Regions from separate parts of the Homo sapiens genome. Here region 2 is linked to region 1. Evidence: read pairs that join two places in POLR2A ChIA-PET (ENCODE). Cell type or tissue: A673. All regions are shown on one strand. Each heading gives the region's core, and the rest is flanking DNA. Links, peaks and the distances in the headings are about the cores only.

Evidence for each region. ChIA-PET counts read pairs that join two places held together with the same protein. Peaks named below come from ENCODE experiments on the same cell type or tissue, not always from the same donor. Only the 100,000 strongest peaks of a DNase experiment are listed, where the experiment ranks them.
Region 2: POLR2A ChIA-PET joins it to region 1 with 10 read pairs; 1 of 35 experiments calls an interaction of 5 or more read pairs at or near these places.

The regions. Positions count from the first base shown.
Region 1 is chr15:78,103,580-78,110,604 of GRCh38, forward strand. CIB2 (calcium and integrin binding family member 2) reads right to left here. Exons shown (of 6, transcript NM_006383.4): 4 at 5,656-5,803; 5 at 2,160-2,355; 6 at 1,027-1,753. The coding sequence ends at 1,732. It overlaps SH2D7 (SH2 domain containing 7), which reads left to right. Exons shown (of 6, transcript NM_001101404.2): 6 at 1-783. Among named protein-coding and RNA genes, the nearest start is that of SH2D7, 15 kb to the left of the region's middle. RefSeq lists an enhancer at 449-518. In A673, for the core only: a CTCF peak has its summit at 4,940 (motif pointing left); a DNase peak (open chromatin) is centred at 4,902.
Region 2 is chr15:78,318,690-78,325,714 of GRCh38, forward strand. No RefSeq gene overlaps it. Among named protein-coding and RNA genes, the nearest start is that of CRABP1, 18 kb to the right of the region's middle. RefSeq lists enhancers at 678-1,263, 3,606-4,189. In A673, for the core only: no CTCF peak of the experiment used is centred there; a DNase peak (open chromatin) is centred at 3,782; H3K27ac peaks cover 1,715 bases.

The sequences.
Region 1 (7,025 bases), core at 3,589-6,088:
CAAAGGCCTCAGCTCACTTGAAGGCACCCTTTGGATCTTGAGACTCATCCAGCCTGCTACAGAACTAGGCTCCGAGACAGCCGAGGTGCCTGCCTGAGAGCAGGTGGAAGAGGACCTTGCAGGTGCCTGCAGCTCCTGGCTATGTCCTGCTTTCCTTGTGCCTCCCATCCATGCACAGGAGGGACTGGAGAGGAATGAGATTGGCCAAAGGCAGGGGTCACCACCCCCATTTCCCAGATAAGCATGCTGAGGCCCAGGCAGACTGACTGAACCTGCCTCCCACTACTGAGCACTTACCGAATGTGTGGCAGGCTGTGTGCTAGCACAGACACCTTTCTAACTGGCCAAGTGACATCATGCAATTGCTACCGAGAACAAAACCAGTTCCCCTCCTTGCGGCCCCATCAGCGAAAAGGAGGGGAGGGCCAGAAGCCACATCCTCTGCTTCAGGCCTCTTCGCTCCAGCTGTACCCTCAGGTCAGGCTGGCTCTTCCTGGAACTCTGTCCCTCAGGAAACTTCCTGTTTTGTGTGTCACTTCCCTTCCTATCCACATGTCCCCTTCTCTATAAGGGTGGACAGCTGGCTTGCTACCCCACTCCCAACAACCCCCAGGCCTGGGATGCAGAAAACAGGACTGATCATCTCCAGAGAGAACACCATACGTGCCCCTCCTCCCTGCCCTGACCCTGGGCAGAGCGGGCTCAGGTTGCATTTGTGGGAAATCTACTCTTAGTGACCACTTGGCTATGCAGCTTTTCCTGAAATATAGGCCTGTAAGAGTCCCTCCCTCCTTGGGGGTTTAAGGATTGAGACTGAAGCAACTGTCCCTGTGCCTGAGTGGTTAGCACTCCCAAATGTTAACCAGAGATACTGTCAGGGAATTCACGGAAGGTTCGGGGCATGAATGTGTTTTCCTCCCGATGGCACACGCACTGAAATCAAAGTTAGTGCCTAAAGCAGGAGGCACTGCCTAATGCCGAGAGGTGAGACACCAATGGTGGGATTTCAAGGATCAGAAGCAAAGGTACCCTCAAACATTTCCTAACATTAGCATACATGGAGAGCAAAGGGATGCAAAAGTGTTTTACTACCAGGAGTTCACAAATCTGTGGACAGCACACCAGTGAGGATTCCACGGTGTTGGGGAGGCAGGCAGGGTGGTACTCATGACCCAGAGGCAGAGACAGGAGCAAGAGCCCTTGGGCCCACTGCACCCACAGCTTCACATTGTGAAGGAGGCCGGGAGAAGGGGAACAGGCAGGGGTGGGAAGCAGCCCAACCTTGGGTTTTGGAAAAAGATTGCATAGCTCGTTAAAACCCTGACCTCTTTTTTTTTTTTCCGCTCTGTCCTGGGTGACCAGGGTGTCTGCCAGCACTTGGACACGTCAGACCCCACCACCTCCTGTTGGGTTATCTGCTTTTCCCTCTTTGGGGGGGTGGGGAGCATTTCTGGAGTAGGAAAGGACTGGGGCATGGGGCGGGGTGCGGAGGGCCTGGAGAGAGGCCATGGGTCCCGGGGCTGGACCACAGCGGGGCTGTGGGAAGGGTCCTAACCTTCACAGGCCCCCTTCCTGGTTAAGGTTTTTTTTTTGCTGAAAGGGCCACAGGATATATTTGTGGTGTAAACCCCAGAGGCTGCCACTGCTTTCCTGGGGAGCTTGGAGGCCACACCCATGTGACTGCAGGGCAGGATGGTGGACTTCTAGGCCCCTACAGCCTCGGCAGTGTCCTCAGATCCGGATGTGGAAAGTGCTAGAAAGAGAGAAAGGGCAAGAGAGGGTGAGAGGCCCTGGGTCGGGCAGGTAAAGGCTCCTCAGGGAAAAGCACAGCAGGCCCCAGCCCCATGCTGGACAGTGCCTCATTAGGGAACCCTGCATAGTGGATGCAGGTAATCAACACTGGGGGAAGACGGAGGAACAGCGGTGCCCAGGGAGTTCTGCCCCCACTTATCACTGAAGGGGCCCCCAGGTCTTCAACCTTCCCCCTGCAGGGGACAAAGGCCAGTCACACGTCTAGGGCAAGGGTGGCTTGAACGTGACCTCCTGCTTCCTGGCCGCACACCACTGCTCACAAATAGCGAGTGATAGGGGCCTCAGCCCCAACATCCCGGCCTGCCCTGCTCTGCCCTGCCCAAGCCCGGCCCCTGTAGTGGCAGCACCTGAGGAAGTCAGGGGCCTTGGCAATCATGTCCTCGAAGTCAGCAAAGCCCAGCTTGCCGTCACCGTCCAAGTCAGCCTCCTCAATGACCTTGTCGCACACAAGCACCACCTCCTCCTCATCCAGCTCTGACTTAGTGAGCCGGGCCAGCGTCAGCTCCAGGTCCTCCTTGCAGATGAAGTTGTCAGTGTTGAAGTCTGTAGGGCAGGGGTTGGACATGTTCAAGTCCAGGCTGCGTGCACCCAGGGACCCCTACACTATAGCTCTTCCTCCTAGCTGGCCCCACTACCTCCACCAGCTTCTGATGTCCCCAGAGCATCTCCATGCACACTCTTGGGATACTGGATCCCTGCCCCCAAGAGGGCTTACCCACCAGGCATCGCTTAAACACCCACATCCACCACCAACAACAACCCCACAATGACTAAACCACATCCTGAAGCAGGTCAAAAGTCCAAATCTGAGGTTTCCTGAGAACTTCAGGCTTAGGCCAGATAGCCCTTCCTGGCCTTAGCCCACAGTGGACCCAGTGTTCCCTTTAGACTTCTAGAGCTAAGGAAACTAAGGCCCAAAAAGGCCATGCGATTGAATCAAGGTGGGAGAGCCACTCGGAGATGGAGCAGGGATTCTGACTAGGGCCTATGGGACTCTAAGACCCATGTTTTCTAAACTGCACCCCGTTGCCTCAGTGGTGTGTGACCAGAAGACACGGTGGGTCAGGAGACTCAAAATCAAAAGACCCTTAGAGAGGGGCCTGTGCCTGGCCTTTGTGCACACAGAGCAGGGAACATGGTTTGATTCTACCCAGCAAAAGGCACTACCACTGCCCCAAAGCACAGCAAAATGGTTCAGAGGACCGAGCCATGCCTGGCCACATCAAAGTGAACTCTCTCTTCTTACATTTTGAGCCCAACTACCAGATCTGCGCATGTGCTGTTTCTTCTGCCTGGGGTCCCTTCCCAGCAAACTCCTGGTCATCCTTCAAATTTTGGCTCACACATCACCTCCCAGTGGCGGGGCTTTCTAGCGATAAGGGTCCTCTTCCCCGCAAATGAGCTTCTGTTGCCCATTGGCAAACTCTGACATTAATGGTAGTGACAAAGACCCATCATGTGAGCATTATATGCTCTTTCTCATTTAATTTTCAAAACAAAACTATGAGGCAGGCACAATTGAATCTCCACTATACACATGAAGAAACAGAGAGGTGGCCAGGCGCGGTGGTTCACGCCTGTAATCCCAGCACTTTGCGAGTCCGAGGTGGGTGGATCACGAGGCCAGGAGATTGAGACCATCCTGGCTAACACGGTGAAACCCCGTCTCTACTAAAAATACAAAAAAAAAAAAATTAGCCGGGCGTGGTGGTGGACGCCTGTAGTCCCAGCTACTCAGGAGGCTGAAGCAGGAGAATGGCGTGAACCCAGGAGGCGGAGCTTGCAGTGAGCTGAGATCGCACCACTGCACTCCAGCCTCGTTGACAGAGCGAGACTCTATCTCAAAAATAAAAAAAGAAACAGGGAGGTGAAAAGGAGAGGTACCTGCCTGAGGTCACATCCCGGTCATTGTTGGACCCTAGAGCCCAAGCTCTTGGGGTGACTCTGCCCTGTCTATCTCTGCAGAGGCCTGGGCACAACTCTAGGGTATGCGTCAGGGAGTATTCATCTCTGCCCATGGCATGGGACATAGCAAATCTCTGGAAAGATTTGCTGGCTGGCTGGCTGAATTCCTGTGGCCATTTAACCTGAGTAAACTGAGGCTCAGAAGTGAGATGATCATTGTTGCAAATGAGGCCCCAGGCCTCCCCAGCGCCAGACTAGGAGGGCCCTGGCTGCCTCTCCCCACTCCACCCCCAGCCTAGAGCAGCAAGGAAGCCACAGTTCTTCCATGTATTCCTGTGCCCACCCGGTCCATGCGATCTGCACGCCCCTGTCTTGGGCAGACAGCAGCCCGTCCCAGGAGCAATGCTATGGGGTCCAAGACCGGGCGGATGTTGGGTGGAATCTGAGAAGCTTTTTACATGAGCCATGTGGGCATAGTTTGTGGAGGGCAGACTGGCAGGTATTTTCTTTCTAATATGCAAGCAAAACGTGGGTGCACAGACAGAAACCAAAGTCCTCTGAAATAAACATGATAACTAGAAAGTGAAACGTCAGTCTGGGCGTGGTGGCTCACACCTGTAATCACAGCACTTTGGGAGGCCAAGGCAGGCAGATCACCTGAGGTCGGGAGTTCGAGACCAGCCTGACCAACATGGTGAAACCCCATCTCTACTAAAATTACAAAAATTAGCCAGGTGTAGTGGCGGGCACCTGTAATCTCAGCTACTCAGGAGGCTGAGGCAGGAGAATCGTTTGAACTTGGGAGGCTGAGGCAAGAGAATCGCTTGAACCCGGGAGGCAGAGGTTGCAGTGAGCCGAGATCACACGATTGCACTCCAGCCTGGGCGACAGTGGGACTCTGTCTCAAAAAAAAAAAAAAAAAAGAAAAGAAAAGAAAAAAGAAAGCAAAATGTCAGCCCCTGATAGGCCCTGCTGCCTTTGGGATCCAGTGTCTGATCAAACGTGCTGAGGACAGGAGCTTTGACCTTGACTCTTCAGGTCCAAGTTGGGTCCCAGCCCCTTCCTAGGCCTTAGGCATCTCAACTGAGGTCTATCTGAGGATTTGACACCAGTCCCCATGGGTCTGTCAGGCCAGCAGAGGGGGTGAGCTCGTGGGTATGAAGTTTTCTCCCTGTGGCTGTGGGAGAAGCATGAGTCCTTGGCTCATGAGTGCCCGCCGCCCTCTGGTGGCTGGTGAGACAGCCAGCCTGAGGGCAGAGCTGGGCGGGGTGAATCCAGGTGGCCCTACCTCAGGCAGTATTCGGGGGGGCTCCAGAGGCCCCCCTGCAGGCCTGGCCTTACCACCATGGCCTAGGCAGCCTCTCTGGCTCCTCCATTTTACACCTCAAAGCTGCTGAGTGATCCTTCTAGAAAACAGAGCTGCCCTTCCTCACTGGAAACCTTGCAGTGGCCCTGGTGTCTGGATCACTAGGTCCAAACTCTGTGGCTGGCTCCCACAGCCTGGCCCCAGATTCTCTCCAGACTCATACCGCCCCCTGTCCCACCACCTTCCAAGTTCCTCCCATCTCCTTATCAAGCTCTGCGCTTCCCTGTGTCTGCATGGGCTGCGCCCTCTGTCAGGTCTGCCAGCCCCCTCTTCTCCAGTCCAAGCCTCTGCTAGTCCCTGCTTAAAGGTCATGCCTGGGACCCCTCTCACACTAACCACCCGACCTGGGATGGGTGAGTCCCTCCCTCCTTCGTTCTCAGGACCCTCACAGATGTCTCTCAGGGACTGATCGTCTCCCTTGGCCACCCCACTGGACAGGCACTCTTCAGAGGACAGATCAGCTTCACTGTTCTTGGTGTCCCTAGGGCAGGAGCCAGTAGTAACCAGACAGCCTAAGGGCCCCACATGTTCCCCCACCGCATATTCAGGCCCCCTCCTCTAGCCCTGGTTACCATAGATCTTGAAGGCATAGTTTGCCTTGAGCTCTCGGGGAGCCGACTCGCAGAGCACGGAAAACATGTCCACAAAGTCGTTGAAAGTGAGGTTCCCCTCACCATCCTCGGAAAACGCCGCCACGATCCTTTCTTTGAAGGGATTCTCCTGAAGAAAACACACACAGCAATCACTGTGGGTGCAGGATAAGCAGGAGGGCCCCGGAGCCAGACTGTGGACAGCCTGTGTGACCCTGGAGGAGTGACCAAATCCCTCTGAGCCTCGGTTTCCCCATCTGTAAAAAGGGAATAATAATAACACCTTCTTAATTGGGTTGTGATGGGATTAAATGAGCTAAAGTATGTAAGGTGTTGGTACCAGGCCCGGCACATGTAAGAGCTCAGGAAGCATTCTACTGGGTCATGTCACATCATTAAGATGGGCACAGCCAGGGACAGTGGTGCACGCCTGTAGTCCCGCTATTTGGGAGACTGAGGTGGAGGAATCACTTGAGCCCAGGAGTTTGAGGCTTCAGTGAGCCATGATCGTCCCACTGCACTCCAGCCTGGGCGACAGAGCAAGACCATGTCTCCAAAAAAAAAAAAAAAAAAAAATGCTGAGCACAGCCAGTGTGTTATCACTGGAGGCACTGCCTCATCTGAAGCAGAAGCAGAAGCACAGATTCGTCCTGTTACCCAGAAGAGCACACAGAGGCTCTGCCTGGATGTGTAGGGCTCTGTCCCCAGCAGAAGAAGATGACAGCCCAGGGCACTGGTGGCCCTCAGCTCAGGCCGTGTCAGGCCAGGATCGTGGGAGGTGGATGTGGGGTCAGATAACTGGACCAGTCAAGCAGCAAGAGCCATACAGCCAGTTCAGGCCCAGGTCTGCTGTCACTCTGCTCCTGTGAATTCTCCCCTAGACCACCTTGGATGCTGCCTCTCCCAGGGAGCTGTACACGGATGCCTTCCTAGATCCCCAAATCACTCATCCTGCAGCCCTTCCATCCCAACTGAGCTAGCGCTTGGCTAGCGCCATTCCGTGCCCAGCCCAGGCCAGTGCGGGAGGCTCAGAGACAGACCACTTGGGTCCTACCCATGAGTGTCTCACCTGCTCCAGCAACCCTCTGAGCTTGCTCTTGAGCCCCTTGCTGGGCCAGACGGGGTGCTGGTCCAGGGCTGAGCCTGGGGCCCATTGTCTCTCAGGACTGAGGTCACAACCAGAGTGCAGGCCCCAAGTGGATGCCATATAGCACTCTGACTCCACCTTCAAGCCACACATCCCAGGCCTGGCAAGGGGCTACTGACGAAGTCCCACTGCAATGGGGAGTTGTGCCCCAAATGCCTTCTTAATGCTGAATGCACTTTACATATTATGGATAAGGAACTCATGA
Region 2 (7,025 bases), core at 2,301-4,800, 210 kb after region 1:
CAGGAAAGGCTGGAGGCCCCAGAGGCAGGAACCTTGGGGAGGGGGAGGCATGGGCCATTCATAGTTTCTCTCTCATTTCTGTATTGGAACCCTGGGTCCAGGCCAGAGGCCCCCGAAAGGCAGAGTTGAGCAGGAGAAGGCAGTTGAGGAGGGGCTTCCTCACAGACTGAGACCCCGGCCTTCAGTGGCTTGGGCTGCCTGGGGGATCCCTGGGGGTGCAGGCAGAGTGCATGCATAATGGGGAGTGTCTCCCCTAGGTGCCCAGGTCCAGTCCAGCCTAGGAACCTGTGACTCTCTCTCCAGACACTGAGCTGAGAAACTCCTCTGCATCCACATGACTTGCTACTTGGGAGTGGATTTGACCATTAGAAGGCCTGTGGTGAGCACTGCTGTGGGGTAGAGGAGAAGAGGTCCAGGACAGATCAACTCAACAAACAGCTCAACAGTCCACAGCCACATCTACCCAAGAGCAAGCAAAACCCCATCCAGGCAGACCACAGGCAACTGGGCAATAGGAAACAGCCCCCTAATGACTGATCTCTTCTGTCCCTGTCCAGAAAGTTGGCAATGCCTAGTTTGGCTTCCAAAGGCCCTTCACAAATCATACGTGGGGACTTGTAGCCTAGGACGTGAACCTGTCAGGTCAGGCTAGACTGGCCTGCTTTTGAAAGTGAGCCCAGTGTGTGTGCATCAGGGAGGCGGCCATTTTCAGGTTAAGAGTCCTGGTGTCTTGAAAGTGGGCAGTGCTGGCAGTCCCCATCCATTGTATTCTAATGGACCAAGAGACAGATCGGTCTCTCCGTTGTATAGAGGGGGTTGCTGAGGATCCACGAGAGGGGAAGGGACTTGCCCAAAGCTACATGGCAGGGCAGTGATGCAGCCCACATCAAACCCCGGTCTGTTCACACAATTCCACCAACAGACTTCCCCTTCACACATGCACACGTTGTGGCTTCAAAGTGGTTGAAACAATAAGGACATTTCCCAAACAGACGCTTCCTTCTCCCATCGGCCAAGCCCACCCCTCATCCCCACACAGAGGGTAATGCCTCCAGGAGGGCAGTGTCTGCTGTCAGGGGCGACGGCTGTGTCAGTGCAGACAGACAAGATGGATGGGCCAGTCGTTAATGAGTTAGGGATTCTGACCCGCTTCATGGGCTGGGGGCGAATGGCTGTAATGACCGCTGGGCCAGCCATCCCTGACGACAGGCAGCCCAACCACTGCTGTTCTTCATTTGTGCCCCCCCAAAATGACTGTGGCAGGGGAGCCCCCACTGCCCTTAGAAGACCCACTCTCTGCATCCCTGAGGCCCCCATGCCAGGCAGGAGCAGAGGCTTCATCAGGAAAAGGCCAAAGGCAGAATCAATAATCGCAGCGTTTCGAGATGGGGAAGGGACAGGAGGTAGGCAAAGGCCTCGGGCTGGGTATGAGGTCACCTGGGACCAGAAGAGCCTCCTGTTTGGGTGAAGGCAGGAACTCTACCCTCAACACCTGGCAAAGCCAGCTGCTTCCCAGGATCTTATTTTTGCTTTTCTCCACCTGGGGGAAGGTAGGACACAGAGTCTGATCAAAGGCCTCAGACAAAGGGTCCCGCCCCATCCCCAGTGGAAGAGGATGGATAAGGAACCTGCTAAGCTGTTCAGATCCCAGGGCCTCCCACCTGACTCCGAGAAGCTGCATGGAGGGGGACCAGGCTCCACATGCATGGCGCCTCCAGCCACCACCGCGCCCTTCTCCTCCCCATTCCTTCCACTCCATCTGCCAGGGTCCCTGGCTCCTGGCCTGGATGAGTAGAGCAGACAAAGGCCTGGGGAGGGAGGGAAGAGTATGGCTCCTAGACCAGCTGCTGTGTGGACAACAAGCTTGTGAACCTGAGACTGTGCATACAGAGAACCTGCCTGGAAAACCCTCTCATTCATTGACATCACTGATGCCCACTCTGTGCCATGCCCTGGGCTAGGCCCTGGGCACAGAGAGGAGCAGGACTTGGTCTCCGACTCAGTGCTGCTCTCAGACTGGAGGAAGACAGGTTTAGAAATCCTGAGGCTGAGCACTCCGAGGATGGTATGTCAGGGGGTGGGGGCGGGGGCAGAGGCGAGGGTCTGGAGCATCAGGGATGTTTCCAGAGTTGGGGACATGAGCTGGGTTTTGAATTGTGAGAGGGAATTTTTGCCAGGCAGACAGAGGGGAGGGCAGTGCAAAGCAAAAGAAGTATACAAGGGCCTGTGGTTTCGGGGGGCAAATAGGGATGAGGGGTGGGAGGGAGGGAATGAGACAAAGTGGGATGGAGGGACCCAAATCACAAAGGCCTTTGAGGCCAGGGAGAGGACTCATTTCTGAAGCTGGGGCCACTGCAGAAGGGTTTTAGGCAGAAAAGACTGTAGACCGGAAGACCGGGAGCAGGGGTGGAGAGGACTGTGGAGATGGCCCTGGAGAGCCGCAGCAGCTGATGGGGCGAAGAGGTGTGGGTCCCGTGAGGACAGTGAAGGCCCAGCTCCTGCAGTGGTCTCAGGGCCGTTTGTGTGCGTCGTGCGGGTGCCCCACAAGATCAGCCCTGCTGGGGCGCTGAGGGAGGTGCAGAGGCAGCTTGCGACAGTCCTCCACGGTAGATCCCTGAGACCGAGGGTGTGCCCAGACAGCCCCACTGCCTTTGTTCCCCACCACACGACCTCCAACAGCTGCAGCACCACGCGGGGAACCCACTACATTCCCGGCCTGCACTCTGTCTTAGGGAGAAGTGCCCTGCCTTCATTCCCTATAGTAATAACTACCAAGCAAATGCAGGAACACAGCTGGAAGAATAAAATAGTTTTGTTTCTAAACTCTGTTGCAGAAAAATCCCCCAGCTGGGAGTCAGCAGCCCTACAGTCTGCCCCTGCTCTGACTGTACTTCTAGGCAAGTTCCTTTTCCTCTTGGGGCCTCAGTTTCTCCATCTGTATATGAGAGATGTAAGCCCTCCCAGCTCTGAGTTCCATTTCTTTTTTCTTTTTTCTTTCTTTATTTATTTTTTGTTGTTTTGTGAGATGGCATCCTGTCGCCCAGGCTGTAGTGCAGGGGCACAATCACAGCTCACTGCAGCCCTGACATCCCCAGGCTCAGGCAATCCTCCCACCTCAGCCTCCTGAGTAGCTCCATTTCTTAAATGTGCATAGAACTCTGTGGCTTCCCCAGCACCCCCATCACCCTGTGAGCCTAAAAGAATAGGTGTTACCGGGCCTGTGTGTAGATGTTAAAATTGAAGCCTGATGACCTACTCAAGGTCAGGAAGCATGCTGGCAGCAGCGACCAGACCAAGACCCCAGGTCCTGCTCCCTGGCCCCAGGCCTTTCCCTCAGAGCCAAGGTGGGTCCCTGGTTTGCGCTGGTGGGAAGGTGCTCAGTGATTGGTTTGCTTGTGTGTATTTGATCTAAGTGAGGGTGGGGTGAAGTCGTGCCTTCCCTTGGGGTCATTCCCTGCTCCCTGTGAACAACTGACCTGAATCAGGCCTCTTGTCTTGGGGGGCCTTCCTCAAAGGCCTGTTAGGTAACTGCTGGGCCTGCAGTCCAAACGCAAGGTGAAAACGTGGTTTGATTCTCCACCCTGGGTGCTGTAGAAGGGAAGTGATCCGTGTCCGGGCCCAACAGCAATCCTGGATGTGCACACTGGGTGGGACTTGGGGGGTTAAGCTGCCAGGCGGCTGTCTCTGCCCGAGATGCTGTCACGCAGAGGGGGGCAGGGACTGCTCAGCTGAGGTAACAATACAGCCCATGAATCATATTTACAAACACCCCAGAGAGCAGGAAAGGGACGCTAATTAAATATTCACATCCTGCAGGCCTCGGGGAGCCATGAAGATGACGACATGATCGCAGCTCAGCAGGAAGCTCGGTGCTGCCGGAATGTGGGGAGGCCATCCGTCTCATTCAGCGGCCCGGCAGGCCTTATTATGATGATGAATTTTCAAGTTATCAGCACAAATGCAATCACCATCATAGGCCAAGATAACCCTCTTCATCACTCACAGCCCAGTCTGGGACAGCCTCAGGAGGAAAAGGGGGGCACGGAGCTTGTCACTGGGGGGCAGAGGGAGAAGCAAGCCCCTGCCCCCAGCTCTCAAGCTCAAAGGCCTTCCTGAGCTGAGGCCATTTGGCCTGACAACCCGGCCTGGTGGAGGCCTGAGGCTTGGGGCCCCTCAGGTGGGGCTCTTGGGGCTCACCCAGCTGCCACATTGATCGGGAGAGAGAATGGGTTCCCCTGGACATCTGGGAAGGCTGAGGCAGCTGTCCTGCCCATCCATCCCCAGGAGGAGTTGTCTCTGGCTCCTGCAGAAGCCCGGGGCTTCTATGGACCACACGCCCCACATCCGTCAATCTCGATTAAGGAGGGCCTCAGGGAGCTGGGGGCTTCTCCAGCCACTGCAGCATTGTCCTGGAGATGCCTGGCCTGGGGATGAGGGGGAAGGAGGTGGGCGTGACTCCCATCTGAAAAACCATTAATCCCGAAATGGTGATTGAGCACCCGTGACGAGCTGGCATTGTGCTGTGTCCTGCACGTGCCGCACAAAGGGCAGCAAGAGGTGATTGATCAGGGATGAATGAGTGTCTCTTTCTTTATGGACTTTCAAAGGCACCATTTGGCATCCTGAGCAGGATGATCGATGAGAGGCAGCTGACCCCCCTGTGGCCACCTCCAGGCAGCAGGTGGATAGGAGAGCCCACGTGGGGGACGGTTGGAGGGCCTCCCAGTCATGTGCCTGCTCTGTTAGCAAGAATCGGGGTATCCACCATCGAAGGCCCTTCCCGTTGCAGGGCTGTTGGCCATCAATTTACTTCCTCCTTTTGCACTGAAAGAGAAGCTGGAACAATTGCCACGTTTTCTGATAAATTATAGCCACCCGTTCCCCAGCCTTGCAGCCCAGAAGATCCCAGCACATGTATAAATCACACTAATGAAAGCTGAGGTTGTCATTTTCGAGAGCAGGCGTTTATTCAGTAAACCTTTATGGAGTGCCTGCTAGGTACCCGGGCCCACGCTGAGGGCTGGGCACACGGAGACAAATCAAACCTGCTCTCAGCATGAAAACGCTCACAGGACAGTGGGGACAGGCAGAGGTCCACACCAGGCAGAGCCCCACACCAGGCAGACCCCCACAAAAGGGTGTCATGAGGTAGCCTGGTGCCAGGAGTCTGGACTTTGGAACCAGCTGCACTACCTCCTAGCTGTGTGGCCTTGGGCCAGTGCCTCAACCTCTCTGAGCTTTAGTTCCCTCATCCGAAAAGCAGCCATGAGGACAAGTATCTCACTGGATGGTTGTAAAGATTAAATGACAATGCAGCCCCGTGCTTGGCACCTTCTGGAGGGGGCTCAATAAATGGAGAGTCCTGGCCTAGAGATGACCCCCCCCACCCCGCAACCCCACTGTGGAGATAAGCCACTGGGGCTGTAGGAGGGCAGAGGCAGAAATGCTCACTCTGCCAAGGGGCGAGAGGGGAAGGCTTCCCAGAGCAGGTGATGCTGACGGGAGTCTTCAAGAATTAGCGAAAAGTGAGGGGTGCTGGGGAGAGAAAGGGATACTGGGAAAGGCAGACAGACTGAGAAAGAATGTATGGAAGATGGAGAGTGCTGAGAGGGAAGAGCTGGGAAGTAGGGAGGAGCCAGGTGTGCCTGCAAGGCAGAGCACTGAGATACAGCAGCAGGGGCAGGCGGGAGTTTCCAACCACATTGCACTAACTACATGGAGAATGAACTCCTCTTTTGCAATGGTTCTGGCTGGGGCTGGGAGTGAGGGTAGAGAGGGGCTGGATTCAGAAAGAAGCATCCTTGGGCACTGGGATGGAGAGGAGAGGGCGGCTGAGCCATGGGAAGGGCCAGCTTGACCACAGCGGAACGAACCAGACATGGCCACGCAGAGAGGCCCAGTGTCTGTTCCAGAGAACACATGTGCCCTTAGATACAAGCTCACAGGCAGAGAGATTCACAGACATACACAGAGACATTCGGATCATTCCAGAGCATGCAGAGACAAACACATGGAGACTGATGCACATAGGCATACATGGACACAACATAGAGGACACATGTGCAAGGAGCTGGCTACAGAGAGACACGCAGGAGAGGCACATGACCAATGTGCAAAGCTGATACACGACACACACTCTGAGGAAATGCATGCAGAACACACACCCACAGTGTGCAGACATATGCGAGAACACACAGAAGAGGTGCACACAAAGAGAACCACAGAGCGTGACTACCCTGGGAAGATGGGGACCAACTTTCCCAGTTTCTCATTTTACCACTGAAAAGTCCCATGTCCTGGGAACACTTCTCAGTCCCAGGCAAACTGGGACAGTTGGTCACCCTAACTCAGAGACACACAGCCACACAGATAGCACCAACACCCAGGGGTCTGCGCACACAATGTTATCAGCACAAATGCGGTCACCATCATAGGCCAGGATAACCCTCTTCATCACTCACAGCCCAGGCGGGGGCACACTCTTCATGTATCCAAGGCCTTAGACACCTGGAGAGACACACCGAGGAACACACAGAACAGAGGCATAGACACAAGGCAGGCAGACACACCCACTGCATTCCATCCCAGAGCCCAAGCTCTCACACACACACACACACACACAAGCCCAGACACAGACACACAAAGGCTGCCACACACATCCACAGAGCAAAAAAACGCCAAAATTCAAACCACTAAAACAAACAAAAGGCAAACCAATTTTAGAAAGGGTAAAAGCAGCCTTTTGAATCAGTGGGCTCACGGGATATGGTCTTGTTTAGATGTTAAAGATCTAAACAAGATGTTAAAGTGGAGGAATGGGAGTGAGCAGACTATGGCAAGGGCACAGGGTACACTGGCAGGGGTCCCATGGCTGGGATGTCTGCTAGCAAGGGCACATTCTCCAGCTTGACTCTGCTGGTTAATGTCACTATTCACAGCCATGTCTGCAGGGGAATGTCCTGAACAACTCACTCCCATGAAGCTGAAAACACCTTCCATTTCACAGGGCCATGGAGGGGGCTGAG